2 separate regions of the Homo sapiens genome follow, and region 1 is linked to region 2. A link is a loop called in an ENCODE intact Hi-C map of the cell type or tissue named here. Cell type or tissue: natural killer cell. All regions are shown on one strand. Region 1 overlaps SETD2 (SET domain containing 2, histone lysine methyltransferase). Region 2 overlaps CCDC12 (coiled-coil domain containing 12).

What was found. Peaks named below come from ENCODE experiments on the same cell type or tissue, not always from the same donor. Only the 100,000 strongest peaks of a DNase experiment are listed, where the experiment ranks them.
Region 1: a loop joins it to region 2, with 4 times the contacts of the local background. A loop is called at or near these places in 1 of 110 quality-filtered maps.

Annotation. Positions count from the first base shown.
Region 1 is chr3:47,036,683-47,039,182 of GRCh38, forward strand. SETD2 (SET domain containing 2, histone lysine methyltransferase) reads right to left here. Exons shown (of 21, transcript NM_014159.7): 18 at 984-1,095. Among named protein-coding and RNA genes, the nearest start is that of NBEAL2, 58 kb to the left of the region's middle. In natural killer cell, no CTCF peak of the experiment used is centred here; a DNase peak (open chromatin) is centred at 1,369; H3K27ac peaks cover 999 bases.
Region 2 is chr3:46,947,328-46,949,827 of GRCh38, forward strand. All of the region lies in intron 1 of CCDC12 (coiled-coil domain containing 12), which reads right to left. Among named protein-coding and RNA genes, the nearest start is that of CCDC12, 28 kb to the right of the region's middle. RefSeq lists a silencer at 912-1,206. In natural killer cell, no CTCF peak of the experiment used is centred here; DNase peaks (open chromatin) are centred at 74, 444, 1,144 and 2,014; H3K4me3 peaks cover 650 bases; H3K27ac peaks cover 2,500 bases.

The sequences.
Region 1 (2,500 bases), 89 kb after region 2:
ACCTGTGGTCAGGAGTTCAAAACCAGCCTGGCCAACATGGTGAAACCCTGTCTCTACTACAAATACAAAAATTAGCCGGGCGTGGAGTGCACATCTGTAGTCCCAGCTACTCGGGAGGCTAAGGCAGGAGAATTGCTTGAACCCAGGAGGCAGAGGTTACAGTGAGCCGAGATTGTACCACTGCACTCCAGCCCGGGCAACAGAGTGAGACTCCGTCTCATTTAAAAAAAAAAGGCAAAGAGAACAAGAGAGGCCCTGAAGCGATCATAGTAATGGGTGTTTTGAACACCCATCACAATTCTTGGCCATATATCTCCCTCAAATGAGTAAGTAGTTAGTATGCATCTGAGTCTCTCAATGTCTAAAAAAGGCCATTCTTTTTTTTTTTTTTTTTTTTTTTTTTGAAAAGGGATTCAGGGTTGTAATGGGATTATTTTTTATATTTTTTTATTTTATTATTATTATACTTTAAGTTTTAGGGTAGATGTGCACAACGTGCAGGTTTGTTACATATGTATACATGTGCCATGTTGGTGTACTGCACCCATTAACTCGTCATTTAGCATTAGGTATATCTCCTAATGCTATCCCTCCCCCCTCCCCCCCACCCCACAACAGTCCCCAGAGTGTGATGTTCCCCTTCCTGTGTCCATGTGTTCTCGTTGTTCAATTCCCACCTATGAGTGAGAACGTGCGGTGTTTGGTTTTTTGTCCTTGCGATAGTTTGCTGAGAATGATGATTTCCAGTTTCATCCATGTCCCTACAAAGGACATGAACTCATCATTTTTTATGGCTGCATAGTATTCCATGGTGTATATGTAAAAAGGCCATTCTTTCTCCCTGACTTCATCTCTACACCTTGATACATGCATAGTCACTCACTTATTTTTCAGAATAAAGAAAAAAGAATCCCAAGACCATGCGGGATGGTCTTGGACGGACTCCCAAATGATCAGGAAATACATGTGTAAGCCACACTCACCTTCATGGGGTTTTCATCATATGTTGGAGTTCCCAGGTCCATCTCAGCTTCATGCTCAAGGCTGGCATCATCTCCTGGGCTTTCCCAAGTAGGAGGATCCCACTGAGTCTGCCTAGAAAGAGACAAAAACAGCCATGCTGTCAGGGCTAGGAAACAGAGAATCCTGACATAAACATCACTGCTCATACATACATAAAATACAACATACAATAAGACATAGAATAAGTCAGCTCCATGAGTTAAAGACAAACTTTTTCTATCTTCCTAACAGCAATGATTCTAGCACAGAGATATGCCCCTCTTCAATGACTGTATTTCTGTGGGCAATGATGTGGCAACACTGACTGGGTGTCAAAGAGAGCAGTAAACCCAAACATCCTGTCTGTCTCTCACCTGACTCTTAATGTCATGCAAATAAGACTGGGCAAAGCCTAAAATGTACAGGAAATAGGTCCCTGCCTATGTCACCCCTCTGTAGATGAAGAGGTAAACAGTGACTGTACCTAGCATATAAATGGAGCAAAATAAATCATGTAACACCTCTCACAGTCCTTGACCACGTGAGAAAATTATCCCTTGCTTTAGGAGTTTTCTTTTTAATAGTTCTGCCCCTCTGGTTTAATGACTGACAAGAAAAATACGTACAGGTTAAAAACTTGTACCCCTGGCCAGGCATGGTGGCTCATGCCTGTACTCCCAGCACTTTGGGAGGCTGAGGCAGGTGGATCACCTGAGGTCAGGAGTTCGAGACCAGCCTGGCCAACACGGTGAAACCCCATCTCTACTATAAATACAAAAAATTTGCCAGTCGTGGTGGCGGGCGCCTGTAATCCCAGCTACTCAGGAGGCTGAGTCAGTAGAATAACTTCAACCTGGGAGGCGGAGGTTGCAGTGAGCCAAGATCGTGCCATTGCACTCCAGCCTGGGCAACAAGAGTGAAACTCTGTCTTAAAAAACAAACAAAAAAAAAAACAAAAACTTGTACCCTCTGCTAAAAATATTCCCGACCGACTGCAAAAAGAAGGTTTCGGCCATGTTAACCCTTTAAATGTTTACAGTCATTTTGAAAATAAGCAAGCAAAGATTTTTCTTTTTTAAAAAAGATCTGTAGGATAAAAAGTGGAAGTAAGGATATTCACGTTCAGGAGTCTGAAGCCAGCTGTAACAGAGAATGTTATGAGGACAGTGACTTAAAATGTCAAAAGCCTCAAAGGATCTAACAAATCTGGCAGGTCAGTCTTGTCACTACAGTCTTCTGCTTTACCACCACATCAATCTTCAGTCAACAACATAACAACATTAAAGACACTTGATATAAATCAGTGTATATACATATATATAGACTATTGTAAAAATAGGCTTACCTCTGACCTATGGAACTCATTTATTTTAAAAGGCTCAAGATTTCTACCATAATAAAAGAACCACAAGCAGCTAAGGATGTTATTATAGAAACTGAACAAATATATACATGTCTGTTCTTAGCTACCAGATAAAGAAAACCTAGAAAAGATGGG
Region 2 (2,500 bases):
AGTGTCACCTTGTGCCCATCCTCAGGGCCACTGCAGCCCCATGCCGGGGTGGAGGGACTTCCTGTCGGGTGCTGCCGTGGTGGGAGCTGTGTTCCAAGGGCACTTAGCGGGTAGGGCAGTCACCCGGAGTCTGACTCACCCTGAAGATGGAGTGATAAGAAGTGAGCTGAACACCACCATGCCTGGGACCAGAAACTGCACAGATCTCTACTGCCCAGAGACTGGCAGGGGGAAAGGGGGAGAGACTCTGCTTCTCCTGGGCAGGCTGAGATCTCGTCAGGCTGCAGAGCTCCTCACTCTGGGTCCCCTGCACTCAATGTGCTGCTAGGATGACTTGGTCCGAGTATCCACTCTATCTGCTGACCAGACCAAGAGTTCCTAGAGGGCAGACGTTTGTTGTACCAGTTTGCACCCACAGGCCTGACACCAACTACAGCAGGCACAGCACTGTGGTAGAGGAGTGCACAGGAGCGGGGAAATCCCAGCTCCATTTCATCTTGGCTGTGTGACCTTGGGCAAGTTATATGACCTGTCTGGCCTCAGTTTCCTCATCTACAAAAATGAGGATAATCATACTGACATCATATCACCATTACAAGGAAATGATGAAGGAGAAAAGCCTGCAGCTTAGGGAGCCTGAAGAACAGGGAGAATCAGGCCAGGGCAGGAAGGAAAGGGCTGCAGAAAAGCCAGCGGGGCACAGGCCCAGAACGGTGTGCCTCTGCAGAGGTCATGGGAAGCTCCCATGCCCATCATCCTTATCAGATGTTCTCAGCAATCCTGTAAGCAGACAGGGCAGTGTTGTAATACCTGCTTCACCAAGACATTAGGAGATGACGTCAGATGATCTGTGCAGTGTAGACAGATCTGATTCCCCATTCAGTGCTTCACCAAGAGTCAGCAGGAACAGGTGGTGACTACCATCCAAGAGGCTGGGATTAGCTAAGAGCCACTGCTCTCCTGTGGGTTCATGTGTTCCCTAAAGGCTTCTGAGCAGAGCAAGAACAAAGCGCTGAGCGGGAGGCTGGGAGAACAGCGAGGCTAGAGATAAGGACTGGAGATAAGGACGGGAACTAGGTCAACAGCGGTGGACTAGAACAAGGAGGTGCCTCAACGCTGTGGGGAGACAGGGAGGAGCAGAAACAACTGAGGTTCTGCTGGTGACTCACTGGGGGAAGGAAGGCGCCTTTGACAAAAAGGTGGTGGCACTTAGGGGACAAAGAGAAAGGGTGTGGCAGCCTTCAGGCATTCTAACGGTGAGGCTTGACACCCAAGGCCTGACGAAGGTTGGTGCCAAGGGATAGCACCTGTCAAGGTGCCCTCAGCGGTGGAAAGGAGGGCCCGCTCCACTCAGAAGAGAGGCACGCTGGGCCCCACCATCCATATGGCACCTCAAGGGCCAGGCCACGGCATGCCTAGTGCAGCTCCTCGCCAGGCCCGTCACACGGCCCTGCCCAGATATCCTCCATGTGTCTGTCAGGAGTGTGGGGAGCCAGCCCAAGTCAACTCTGATCCTATTCTTGCTGCAAGTGCTCAAGGGAGGCACTACAGAGCTCCTCCAGCAGACTTTATCAGTCGACAAATACTGACTGGCTCCCCTGTGGTACTCCATGCTGTACTCAGATACTCCATGCTGGGTACTGAGGAGGAAGAGGAACGAGTAGGCACCTAGTGCCCACAGAGCAGGGCAGGGGTTCTTATCCTCGGTGCACAGATTCCAGAGGTCAATGACCAGACAGAAACACAGGCGAGTGTGAGAAGGTGAATCTTAGTGGATGAGAAATCTGGAGCTCTTCAGATTCTCAAGGGGGTGGTGACCCACAGGGGAAAAGGGAAGGTGTCAACAGCCAGGGAAGGCAGTGTTTTTTTGGGTGGCATTAAGAGGTGTCTACAGAGGCTTTCCAAAGGAAGTGTCACCTTAAAGGATGAGTGACAGTGGGGACAGAGGGACGGAGGGGGAAGAGAGCAGAGGGAACAACCAGAACCATTAGTATGCAAAAGGCCCCTCCCACTGCCCTGAGACTTCACCCACACTGGCCCCAGCAGGAAATAACCTCTTGAAAGGTCACACAGAGGGCAGGGCAAAGACCAGTCTCTTCCCCTTCCTTCATATGCAGCCAGACTGGACGAGTTCCTCTGGGAAGTCTGGCCTGGCTCCAAACTCCCTCCAGGGTCCTCCCTGTAGGGGCACTGTGGTATGCAGGAAGCCCAGCCTGCAGCCCTGGACTGGGCAGGTGGTGGGAACATCAGGACACACTGCTTACCAGTGGTGGGACCTCCCTGAGGCTCTGTCTCCTCCCCTGTCAAAGTGGGGCTGGCACTACTTTAACAGGGGCATGTGAGGATTATACAAGGCAACTTGGGTCCACCATGTGGTACAGGGTCCCGCATGACCCTGCACCATGAAAAACTGCCTGCTGGCCGGGCACAGTGGCTCACGCCTGTAATCCCAGCACTTTGGGAGGCCAAGGCAGGTGGATCATAAGGTCAGGAGTTCGAG